Regions from separate parts of the Homo sapiens genome. Here all the other regions are linked to region 3. A link is an interaction called in ENCODE POLR2A ChIA-PET data of the cell type or tissue named here. Cell type or tissue: A673. All regions are shown on one strand. Region 1 has its middle 93 kb from the start of LINC01117. Region 2 holds the start of LOC105373752 (a long non-coding RNA gene). Region 3 holds the start of HOXD11 (homeobox D11).

Evidence for each region. Peaks named below come from ENCODE experiments on the same cell type or tissue, not always from the same donor. Only the 100,000 strongest peaks of a DNase experiment are listed, where the experiment ranks them.
Region 1: POLR2A ChIA-PET joins it to region 3 with 5 read pairs; 2 of 35 experiments call an interaction of 5 or more read pairs at or near these places.
Region 2: POLR2A ChIA-PET joins it to region 3 with 11 read pairs; 1 of 35 experiments calls an interaction of 5 or more read pairs at or near these places.

What each region holds. Positions count from the first base shown.
Region 1 is chr2:176,729,014-176,733,013 of GRCh38, reverse strand. No RefSeq gene overlaps it. Among named protein-coding and RNA genes, the nearest start is that of LINC01117, 93 kb to the right of the region's middle. In A673, no CTCF peak of the experiment used is centred here; no DNase peak of the experiment used is centred here.
Region 2 is chr2:175,453,353-175,457,352 of GRCh38, reverse strand. LOC105373752 (a long non-coding RNA gene) reads right to left here and starts at 2,747. Exons shown (of 3, transcript XR_923596.2): 1 at 2,669-2,747. In A673, a CTCF peak has its summit at 1,964; a DNase peak (open chromatin) is centred at 2,242; H3K27me3 peaks cover 332 bases.
Region 3 is chr2:176,104,575-176,108,574 of GRCh38, reverse strand. It overlaps HOXD11 (homeobox D11), which reads right to left and starts at 1,295. Exons shown (of 2, transcript NM_021192.3): 1 at 439-1,295. The coding sequence starts at 1,219. RefSeq lists an enhancer at 3,439-4,000. In A673, no CTCF peak of the experiment used is centred here; DNase peaks (open chromatin) are centred at 44, 1,344, 1,744, 3,134 and 3 weaker places; H3K4me3 peaks cover 3,863 bases; H3K27ac peaks cover 3,955 bases.

The DNA of each region.
Region 1 (4,000 bases), 620 kb before region 3:
TATTCATTCACAGTTGTTTAAAGAGTCTGGCACTTCCTCTATTCTCTCTTGCTCCCTCTATTGCCATGTGCCTGCTCCCCTTTCACCTTCTGCCGTGATTGAAAGCCCCCTGAAGCCTCACCAGAGACAAGAAAGCACCATGCTTCTTGTACAGTCTGCAGAACCATGAGCCAAATAAACTTCTTTTCTTTACAAATTACCCAGTCTCAAGAATTCTTTTACAGCCATGCAAAATGGACTAACACAAATAGTAGCTCATTGGTCCTAGAACAAAATATAATCCCTTTTCTGTAAAGTTAAAGCCCATGCTAAACTGTGATTCTAGTTTGTCCTCACCTATAAAATTCTAGTCACCAACCTTTTTATTTGCCAGGCTTGCCTTGCCTAGAGCCTTTGTACATTCTCATCCCTTAGTCTGGAAAGCTTTCTCTCTTATCTTCATATGGCTCATTCGCTCTTTTCACTTAGATCTCGGCTTAAATATCACCACCCCAAAGAACCCCTTCTTGATATTCTAATCCAAGGAAGCCAATCAGTTACTTTCTGTCACATCACCATATTTTAATCCACTGCATAGTACTTTCCTTATCTGACATTTTCTTTCTTTTTTAGTATTAACTATTTTATAACTTAAAATGTAAAAAAAAAATACTTATAACCAAATACTGCTTATAACTGAGACTTCCATATTCTCTATTATAGTTTTGGTAAATATTTTGTCTGACTTTTAACCTAACTGCTATAGAGCTATGAATTCTAATGTTTATTTACTTGAGTGTTTTAGGTTGAATTATGTCCCCCCTGTCAAAAGAGATGTTGAAGTCCTAACCCTCAGCATTTCAGAATGTGACTTTATTTGAAAAGACGGTCATTGCAAATGTAATTAGTTAAGATGAGGTTGTGCTGGTGTAGTCTGGATATAACTGGTGTCTTTATAAGACAGCCGTGTGAAGACACAGAGACACAGGGATAAAACCCTGTGAAGACAGAGGATTGCAGCGATGCATCTACAAGCCAACTCTGCCAACATCTTGACTTTGGACTTCTGGCCTCCAGAACTGTGAGACAATAAATTTCTGTTGCTTTTAGCCACCTAGTTTGTAGTACTTTGTTATGGCAGTCCTAGGAAGTAAGCAGATGTGTTTAAAGGGAATAGATAAAACATACATGTTGATGATTTAGGTTCTTTCTAAGACAGAGTGGGACACAGCAATGAAATCAACTTTCTCTACTTTTGCAGTTTCTCTTCCTTTTGCAGGCTCTGCTCCAATAATGTGTGTAGTGATACCACAATGAGCCTGAGAGCCAATCCCAAAATTAAAGGTACTTTAGAATGTACCAGGGAATATGAGAAAATCAAATGCTCATTTTCCCCAGGACCTTCATTGTCATCGGTTGAATCAATCATTGAGTTGCATTTACAGCTATTATTCATAGCATGTCTGGTAGCATTAAGACCTTTCAGATCTTATTATCTTAGCTGATGTTGGTAGAATTACATTTACATTGATTTCTAAAAGACAGTGTGTTTGAGAGCATGCTTGGGTGGTGTTTACCAAATGGGATTGCCTAGTAAACATAGACAAAGAGTTAAGAATGCTACAGAGCTGATCAGATGACAAAGACAAATCTTATTTAAGAATAATTGGATTTATGTTACCCATAAATCTGAGTTGTATCTGTGAAATGCTCCCTCTTATGCAATAGATACATGGGTAGGGATAGAGTGAGAATAATATATCTCTCTCAAGATCATTACCTGACACTAGAGAATAGTTGTTGCTATTTTGTTTCCAATATTGAAACCCTGAGAAATGCCAGTGCATGATGATGGTGCCTCCTCTGCTCAACTTGCAGTGGGCATTTGGCAAATATTAAATCATGTTGTTTGGACAAAAGTCTTCGACAATGTGGAAAATAATCTATTTGTGTTCATTATTATATGATTTCATCTTTATATGAGTCGCCTTGACCTGGTCAAAACATTTTATTTGGTTGGAGATTTGACTAGGGATGGCACACATAATACACTCTCAGATCTGAGTGACTTCTGAATTACCCATGGCCAGATAACCTCTCTACAGAAGGCTGATGGAGTAGTGGCTAAAAGCCCAGGTGTTAGAGGCAGATACACCTAGGTTTGAGCCCTGGCTCTATTCCTACTAGCCACAGGCTTTTAGAAAATTATTTAACTTCTCTGCACTTCCAATTCTTTACCTGTAAATGGAAAAAATGATGACATGTGCTTTGCAGAGGTCTTGTGAGGATTAAGTGAGATCAGACAGGTAGAAATGTGAAATGGTTAACTTTATTTTAACTTGCTTAAATCTTCAAAGACCCTATTTCCAATGAAGGCTACATTTCTAAGAACTGGGATTAGGACTTCAATATACCATATATTTTCTTGTGGGGAGGGTCAGTGGTGGAGACACACAATTCAACTCATAAAAAGGCCTTGCCCCACTAGGTAGTCCCTGGGTGAAAAATTAATGAGGTTTTCTGTCCCTGTGCTAACATCAAAAGCCATGATTTAAAAACTAAGAGCCTTTCATCTCTACTCAAGCACAAACATACTGGACTGAGGACATTTGGTCAATTTCAGAGGAGAGCAAAGCTCATCAAGCTTCAGTACTAGGAGGCACTTCAGAGACTTCTATAAGTGACCTACCCACTTTACAGATGAGAAAACTGAGTCAGAGACATGATTTACCCAAACTTTCAGAGCTCATCAGGTTACAGACAAAAGTAGAACCCACATATCTTTACTTCCCTTTCATTATTCCATAGGTGTTGGGATTTCTTCACCTCAACATGTCTGTATAGACATAACCTTGAACATAGTCCCTAAGAAAATATTTCTCAGAGACACCAGTATATCCAATAAGCCTCTAAGCATAATAATCAGAACCAGTGGGTAAGGCATTCTAACAATCCCCAAATGTGTTTTTAACACTGTTATTGTTGTTTTAACATTGAATACATTTAGCCAGGAAATCCAAACTTGTTTCTGAAGCATTCCAACTGTTGTGTTTATACCCGGTTGCCACACAACATTTTCTCCTACTGTGTTTTAGTTGGCAAGAGCTGGAGGACAAGTTTTCATAGCCAAGTAGCCTCAGATAGGGAATCTTTCCAATCCCCAGAGACCTGGCACAGCCCCAGAATCAATAGTCACAGGAATAGGTGCCAGACTCATCCCATCCAGGGTTTTAGCTAGCCTTGGACCAACCCCTATTTAGACCCTGAAGCTGGATAGGAAGAACCAGCTGAAAAAATAGAGCTATACAAAGGTTATAGATAAATAAGTAAAAGTTACTTTTTTTTCCGTCAGAAAAAAAGGGGAATCCTGCACAGAATATATTAAATTCTTCATTTACCCTTGCTCCCACTACCAAAAAATTGCAAATGCAGCCATGTTGCCAATCTCTTGAATTAAATGTGGATAACTGCATTCAATATTTTACTATCATTACATACTTTTCAGAACACAGAATATGGAGTTCTGTCACCATCACAGGGAGTTGCCTACTTTCATTACACAATTTGGAGATTGTGAAATGAAAATATATATGATTTAAATGGCAATGTATAAATCTGGCATCTTTCTCCATAGGATATATCATTCATTCATTTAGCAAACTTTGAGCATACCGGCACAGTGCTATGCCCTGGGATTCTTAGATGAATAAATCTGGGTCCCAGACGTGCTTACAGATTGTAAAGGAAGACACTGTGTTCCACCTATGGTCCATTGTGACACTTGCTATTAAAAAGGCTTATCGGAGGCCGGGCTCAGTGGCTCATGCCTGTAATCCCAGCACTATGGGAGGCCAAGGCAGGTGGATTACCTGAAGTCAGGAGTTTGAGACCGGCCTGGCCAACATGGTGAAACCCCATCTCTACTAAAAATACAAAAATTAGCTGGGCGTAGTCACGGGCACCTGTAATCCCAGCTACTCAGGAGGCTGAGGCAGGAGAATCGCTTGAACCCAGGAGGCAG
Region 2 (4,000 bases), 650 kb after region 3:
CCGATCTAGTGGTGTGATCTCACTGCAGCCTCGACCTCCTGGGCTCAGATGATTCTCCCACATCAGCCTCCTGAGTAGCTGGGACTACAGGCATGTGCCACCATGTCCACCTGGCTAATTTTTTGTATTTTTAGTAGAGATGGGATTTCGTCATGTTGCCCAGGCTGATCTTGAACTCATGGGCTCAAGCAATCCACCCACCTCAGCCTCCCAAAGTGTTGAGCCACTGCGCCTGGCTCCTCTAGTCAATAATAATTTAATTGTACATGTAAAAATAACTAAAAGAGCATAATTGAACTGTTCATAACATGAAGGATTAATTCTTGAGGGGATGGAGACCCAATTTCCCATGATGTGATTATTATGCATTGCATGCCTATACCAAAATATCTCACATATGCCACAAATACGTACACGTACTATGTACTCTAAAAAATTAACAATTAAAAAAAAGTGGAAAAAACAAATAAGCCCCCCAACCCCACAAAAAAAGCAACAAATCGGTGTTAGCTGGTACAATTTGAAAATCAGAGGCAAAAATAGAAGTAATACAGTACACATACTTAGAAATATAATTAGATCATGGAGCGTCTTAAATTTGGACATAAAAAATTTGGATCTTCTTTTTTTTTTCAACTTTTATTTTAAGTTCAGGGGTACATGTGCAGGATGTGCAGGTTTGATACCTAGGTAAAGGTGTACAGTGGTGGTCTGCTGCACAGATCAACCCATCACCTAGGTATTAAGCTCAGCATGCATTAGCTATTCTTCCTAATGCTCTCACTCCCCCAGTCCCCGCCACCAACAGGCTTCAGTGTGTGTTGTTCCCCTACCATGTGTCCATGTGTCCTTATCATTCAGCTCCCAATTATAAGTGAGAACATGCAGTGTTTGGTTTTCTGTTCCTGCATTAGTTTGCTGAGGATAATGGCTTCCAACTCCATTCATGTCCCTGCAAAGGACATGATCTCGTTAATTTTTATGGCTGCATAGTATTCCATGGTGTATATGTACCACATTTTCTTTATCCAGTCTGTCATTCATGGGCATTTAGGCTGATTCCACGTCTTTGCTGTTGTGAATAGTGCTGCAATGAACATACACATGCATGTATCTTTATCATAGAAAAATGTATATTTTGGGGGGTATATATCCAGTAATGGGATTGCTGGGTCAACTGGTATTTCTACCTCTAAGTTTCTTTCCATTAAGACAAATAAATATCTTCTTTCTATTAAGACAATGCAGGGCCAGGCACAGTGGCTCACACCTGTAATCCCAGCACTTTGGGAGGCTGAGGCGGGCGGATCACAAGGTCAGGAGATCAAGACCATCCTGGCTAACATGTGAAACCCCGTTTCTCCTGAAAATACAAAAAAAATTAGCTGGGCGTGGTGGCAGGCACCTGCAGTCCCAGCTACTCGGGAGGCTGAGGCAGGAGAATGGCATGAACCTGGGAGGTGGAGCTTGCAGTGAGCCGAGATCGCACCACTGCACTCCAGCCTGGGCAACAGAGCAAGACTCTGTCAAAAAAAAAAAAAAAGACAATGCAGAACATAAGTGCTTCTTAGAAAAGGCTATATGTAAAAAAAAAACCCAAGGCATATAAAAATAGCCACAAGTAGGTAAACTTTCTATACCATTGTTGAGGAAAATCTAAAAAATATGTGAAAATTTTTTTTTGAGGTTTGTGTTTCCAGGGACACAGATTCTAGATAAAAATTGGCCCATTATAATCCAATATCATTGAAACCGATTTCATTGCTCCCAAATAAAGAACATGTTTTCCCTTTTTGCCTTCTGTTTAAATTCCTCTTTCTCCTTGTGAAGCAGTTAATGTGCTGAAGCAAAGTGCTGAGCCCACCTCCAAACCTTTAAAATGTAGCTAATTACAAGATAGTCCAATTTAAACTTTACGACATTCTTGATACCAGAATGTATGGTGGTTCGTTTCTGTTAATCAGCAGAAGGGAGGCGGTGTGGTGCCAGGCGGCGGTTCTGGGAAGAGCACCAGGCTGCTCCAGGCAGGAAAGGGCTCTGAATCCCAGGTCTGCCTCCCACTGGCTCCAGAAGAGATCATTCCACCCCTTCTCAATCCACAGAATGAGGCAATTGCATTGGATTGTGTTCCATTTACCTTCACAAACATTCTCTGAACTAAACAAGAAACATCGTGAAACATGGGCAGTTAAACAGCATGTATTGAAAAAGGAACAAAATAATGTCTTTTGCAGCAACTTGGATGGAGCTGGAGGCCACTACTCTAAGTGAAGTAACTCAGCTGGAGGCCACTATTCTAAGTGAAGTAACTCAGCTGGAGGCCACTATTCTAAGTGAAGTAACTCAGGAATGGAAAACCAAATAAATGTCACTCACAAGTGGGATCTAAGCTATGAGAATGCAAAGGCATAAGAATGATATAATGGACTTTGGGGACTTAGAGGGTAGAGTAGGAAGAGGGTATGGGATAAAAGACTACATACTGGGTACAGTGTACACTGCTCAGGTGACCGGTCCACCAAAATCTCAGAAATCGCCACTAAAGAATTTATTCATGTAGCCCAATACCACTTGTTCCCCAAAAACTACTGAAATAAAAATACATAAACAAAAATGGAAGCATGTATTGAGAATGCATAAATGATACTCTATAGTGTCATTTACTTACAAGTTCACTTCTGTGATAACACATACAGGAGCAATGAATCCACTCAGTCAGACAAGGAGGCCAGAGATACAGATTACCTGAAGTAAGAAATGATTTTATTTTCAAACTAAAAGAATTATATTATATATTCTTCTTCTCAATCCTCAGCCTACAAATGGCATTTCAGGAAGTCAACAATAGAATGCATCCTATGTACCTGATTTTTGCATCTCCCAATTGTGTCCTATCAAATAATTTGATTTTAGCCCTGTAGTTAGATTATTAACTTTAGAGTGGCACAATCTGAAGCCAAAAACACTAGGAGAATTTAAAGAAGATATTTGGACTGACAGCAAAAAGTTTTAAATATTTTTTACATCTTTTAAAGTTTTTTTGTGTTTTATATTTGTTTTTGTTTGTTTGTTTTGAGATGGAGTCTCACTCTTTCACCCAGGCTGGAATGCAGTGGTGCAATCTCGGCTCACTGCAACCTCCACCTCCCGGGTTCAACTGATTCTCATGCCTCAGCCTCTCCAGTAGCTGGGGTTACAGGCATGCATCACCATGCCTGGCTAATTTTTGTATTTTTATTAGAGACAGTAGAGATAGAGTTTCACCATGTTGGCCAGGGTGGTCTTGAACTCCTGAACTCAGGTGATCTGCCCACCTCAGCTTCCCAAAGTGGTGGGATTGCTGGTGTGAGCCACCATGCCAGGCCTATATCTTTTAAGGTTGATTGATGTCTTTATAAACTTGAAGTTCGTAGGTCCTATCTAAAGATTCTTATCTGTATGGTAGAAACTTGCATGCTGCTACTTTAATTTCCTTCACCTTTATGTGTCTTTGAGAAATTTCATAATTCCATTAAAAAAAACTTAATATCTTATGCCCAGAAATTAATTTGTCTCCTGAAGATTTGAGGAGACAAAGCCAACTTCTCTCATAATAGAAGTTCATATTACAAGAAGTAGAGAAGGAGGGCACACAGCTCAAAGTAGAAGTATCTATGTCAGGATTGCCTCCGAACAAGCATATAATGAAGAAATCTTGTAAAAAATTATTAATGTGATTTTTCTCTGTTGCATCTCTGAGCTCATGATCTTCTCCCCCATCAGCTGGCAATATCCTTGTATCTAAGGTGAGAACAGGGTAGGTACAAAGGAATGCAAGGAAAAAAAAATTACATATCTGACATTCAACATACGATTTTGTAGCAAGACAACAGTCATGCAACCCAGATTATTACCTTGACATAGGGTTTCCTACATTTCTTTATTTCTTCCATTTTAACATAACCAGAAGCAAGGATGGAGAATGAAGATCACTGAGTTCTCCTGTCATACAAAGAAAATA
Region 3 (4,000 bases):
GGGGCATCTGCTTGACTCCAGCGGCGCGCGTCAGCTAGCGGCTTGGATAAAGTCCAGTGCAAGGATCAAACTCCCCCCACTTCCCCACCCCCCGCCTCTCTCCCTTAAAAGCAGGAGGCTCCGGTGTATGCACTCACACTGGCTTGAAATCTCCCTCCCTCCCTCCCTCCATGGTATCTAGCAACCCCCTGCCCAAAACTGGGAAAAGGCTCTCGACAGCTATTAATGTCCTCCTCGAAGTCTACCTTAAGCCCACCTAAATTGGTTTCCTACCATAAACACACTTTACAACGGCCCAGGAAATCTTATAGGATGTATAAACCTCTTCGAATGCTTATAAAGTAGCACATAAAAAGGCGCAAGCAGAGGGAGGCCTCCGCCCCCCCCCCCTCCCCCGCGGCCCCCGGGCCCACCGCTTGCCCAGTACCCGGTGCCTACCTGCGCTGCTGCTCTTCTCGGCCCCCGCCTCTCCCGGGGGGCCCTCGCCGTCGCCACCGCTGCCTTCTGCTGCCCCCTTGGGCTCCGAGCCAGGGGTCGCCTTGGTGCAGGGACTGCCCCCGCCGCCACCAGCCCCGGTCCTGGGGTCGCCCTTGTCGGCTGCGCCCTCGGGCTGTGGCGGCGCGGGTGGCGGCGGGGGCTGCGGCCCGGCGAACGGGGGCCCGGGCGCTGCCTCGTAGAACTGGTCGAAGCCCTGTGGCAAGATGCCATTGCGGCCCACCGCGCTGTAGAAGTTGGAGGCGGCGCCCGCGGGGCCGTGCGGCGGCCCCGGCGCAGCGCACACCGGCTCAGGCGCCTTGAAGAGCACGTCCGGCCGGCGGCCCGCGGGCGGGAGAAGCTCGCGTTGCATGGCCGCCTCCTCGGCCGCCGCGGCCGCCGCAGCCGCCGCCGCCGCCGCCGCGTAGTAGGGAGCGTAGCCCCCCGCGCCGCCGCCGCCCCCGCCGGGGCCGCCCCCGCTGCTGCCGCCCCCCGCGCTGCCGCCGCCGCCGCCGCCGCGGTACGGCCACTTGGCGCGCTCCAGGCCGTAGTCGCGGAAGGCCACTTCGCGCACGGGCTGGACGTGCGGAGCCAGGTTGGAAGAGTAGGGGAAAGTCATCTGGCAGGACGACGGTTGGGAAAGGAACGAAGGCTTGCTAGCGAAGTCAGACGGGGCCACATAGTAGGCGCAGCCCGGCAGGTACATGCTGGCTGCGCTCTGGCCGCACTCGTCAAAGTCGTTCATGACTCCGCGGCGTGCGCGCCAGCGAGCCTCTGGCCGCTCCCCGCGCAGCCAACCTGAGCCATCGATTGCACAAGAGGCTTGGGCCAGGATCAACTAAGCAAAAATCCCCACCGGGCGCTGACGTGCAATTCATCTTGATTGATTCTGGTGGTAATTATGTCACGTGACGCCATGAAGAGAAATGTCCTTATATCTATATCAACGCTCGCCAACACGCCCCGGGACGGCTCCTGGCGCCGAGACGCGCGCGCTGGGGGCGGATCGGCTGCCCTCTGCCGCCAGCTCTCCCCGGGCGCTCCCTGACCAGGCTGCGCCTCAGGCCGGTCACCTGCGCGCCGCTGGCCGCTGTCACCGCTGGGCGCATCTGCCACCGCCCGAACGGGCCGCCCGCCCGCGTCCGCCCTCCCGCGCCGCTTTAAGTACGCGGACCGAGGCCGGCGGGGAGGAGGAAGGAGGGGGAAGAGGGGGAGGAAGGGGGAAGGGAGAGAAGCAGCGAGCAGAGGGGGGGAAGCCCCGGCTCCAGGCTCCCTAGAAGCTAGGAACTAGGTGTGAGGGTGTGAGGTTCCGAACCCCACCCCCCTTACTGCAGCCGCTCCCTCCCCCGCGACTCTGCCACCCTCTGCAGCTCACCCGCCTGGGAGCTTGTTGCTTCTTGTTCACCGGGCGGGAGTAATTTCGCCACTCTCCAGGGCGCAGGGAGCCCTGATTTACATATTTTTCTGCCCAGCGCGTTCAGAGTGGAGTGACTTGGCTCTTTCCGGTTCTGACCCCAAGGGTGCGAGTGCTGGCCTCGGAAAAACCCAGGCCATTCACCACCTAGGCACTCACCCAGGCCGGGGCCTTCGTGCCCACCCGGCTCTCTTCCCTTCTCTCTGGTTTCCCTCTCTGTTCTTGTCTCTCTTTCTCCTTGCCTCGTTTCTCTTCAGTCTTCTCCCTTCTCTCTCCTGTCTTCACTTCTCTCCTTCCTCTTCTTTTCCGCTTTCCTTCTTCCTTCCTCTTGCTTTCCTGTCTCCCTTCTCCTCTCTCTCTCTGTCCTCTCATCCTCTCCCCTCCTTTCCTCTAAGCTGTGTGTCACTGTCTCTGTCTCTCTCCCCGTTGCCTCTCTGCCTTCTCCTTCAGCACTGAAGCCAGGAGGGGGCTCAGCCCGTGGTCCCCAGCCTCCCTAGAATCTGGGGAGTCTGGTGAACAAAAGGATCTGGAGTCCTACTCTTAGGGTGCTTGGCTTCCCGCTGGCTCCCCACAAGAGACAACCCCCACACACTCGCACCTTCGTCCTCCTCACCCCTCTGCTTTCAGGCCTAGCCTGGGTGTCCGCCTTATACCTAGACCCTTCACTGCTTCGGAGCCCCGCCAAGGCCTGCGAATCCACGCCGCGTTTCCCCGAGGCTCTTCTGGTACCCTTGGGTCTGCATGGTCACTTCAGCCCCTCCCCCAAGATAGGTTGTCTCTCTAAGGGCTCTCAGCGGAGCCTGACTCCCTCCTGGAGCCCCTCTGTGTCACCTGGCTCTGAGGCAGACTCTTCGTGGGGCACCCCATCCACTCCCCCAAGGCCTCACTCTCCTCCCAGCCTGCCGCGACCCTCTCCTAGCCCATGGGTCCAGGCAAGGCCTGGGATCCCACCTCCGAGTGAGCAGACGCTTTTCAAAGGTAAACCGTCTCTTCCCAAACCCAAATCCCAGAACCGAGGGCAGGAGGCTGCCCCTTTCCCCAAGATTCCTCCGCCCAGGCAATCCCAGCGCTGGGGCCTGGGCCTCAGTCCTATACCCAGGGCAGGCGGCGCTGGCTGTGATGCTGGTTCCCTCCCTGGCCCGGGCTGCTGCAGTGCCGGTGCTGTGCGCTCTGCCCACCGTGCGGACAGACAGAGAAAAGGCGGGTGGTCTGAGCTAATATCTATTTTCTGGCTGATGTACCCCCCCTTCCTCTTTTTCTCCTCCCTCCCTTTCTCCCTTCCTCTCTCCTTCCTCCGCCCCTTCCCATGTCTTCTTCCCTCCCCCAACACTGCGCAAATAGGTCTGTGGCGACTGGAGGGCATCGAGCCTCCCCCAACTAGAACTGCCCATCTTGTGTGCTCCCTCCCCGCAGCTGGCACCCCCGCCCAGATTCCAGCTGACATTCTTCTCCTCAACCCAGACCCCCAGCACACTTATCTGCCTCCCCATCTCCATCCCAGGCCCAAGCCTCTCCCTTTCGGGCTCGTGGTCGACGCCCCTGGATCTCTCTCCTAAAATGGCTCCCTGGACGCTGCACACTGGCCCTGCGGTAGCTCAGGACCCAGGGCAGCTGCGAGGACTTCAACCCGGGTCTTTATGTGTCTGGGGATTCGCAAAATTCTCGCACCTTCTCTCTACTGGCGGCACGGGGTGGGGTGCAGGCAGCCCGGCGCCCCCAGTATGGAGCCTGCTGACCGCCGAAGAGGGAAAAGGGGAGGACGAACCATTCAAGTTCAACGACATGGCGACGGCAGCTCCGGCGGGAGCAGCGATTTGGCGGGGGAGGGTGAGCCATCTGCAGTGGCGCGCCGGTGCATAGGGGAAGGGGGCGGCCGGCCCCTTTCGGCTCCTTAGCGCGGACCCTTGCCCCCCGACCCACTCCACAACCCAGAGCGCTTTCATTCCAGTCCCAGCCCGCTTGGCTCTTTGGCCCCAGCTCCCTCCTAGTTCCTACCCCCATTCCCCAAACCCAGGGAAAACCGCAGCCTCCGGACCCGCGCGTCCCGCTCGAGAACCTACCGTGAAGACCCCGACTCTGTGGCCTTGTCCTTGCCTGCGCGGCCCCACCCGA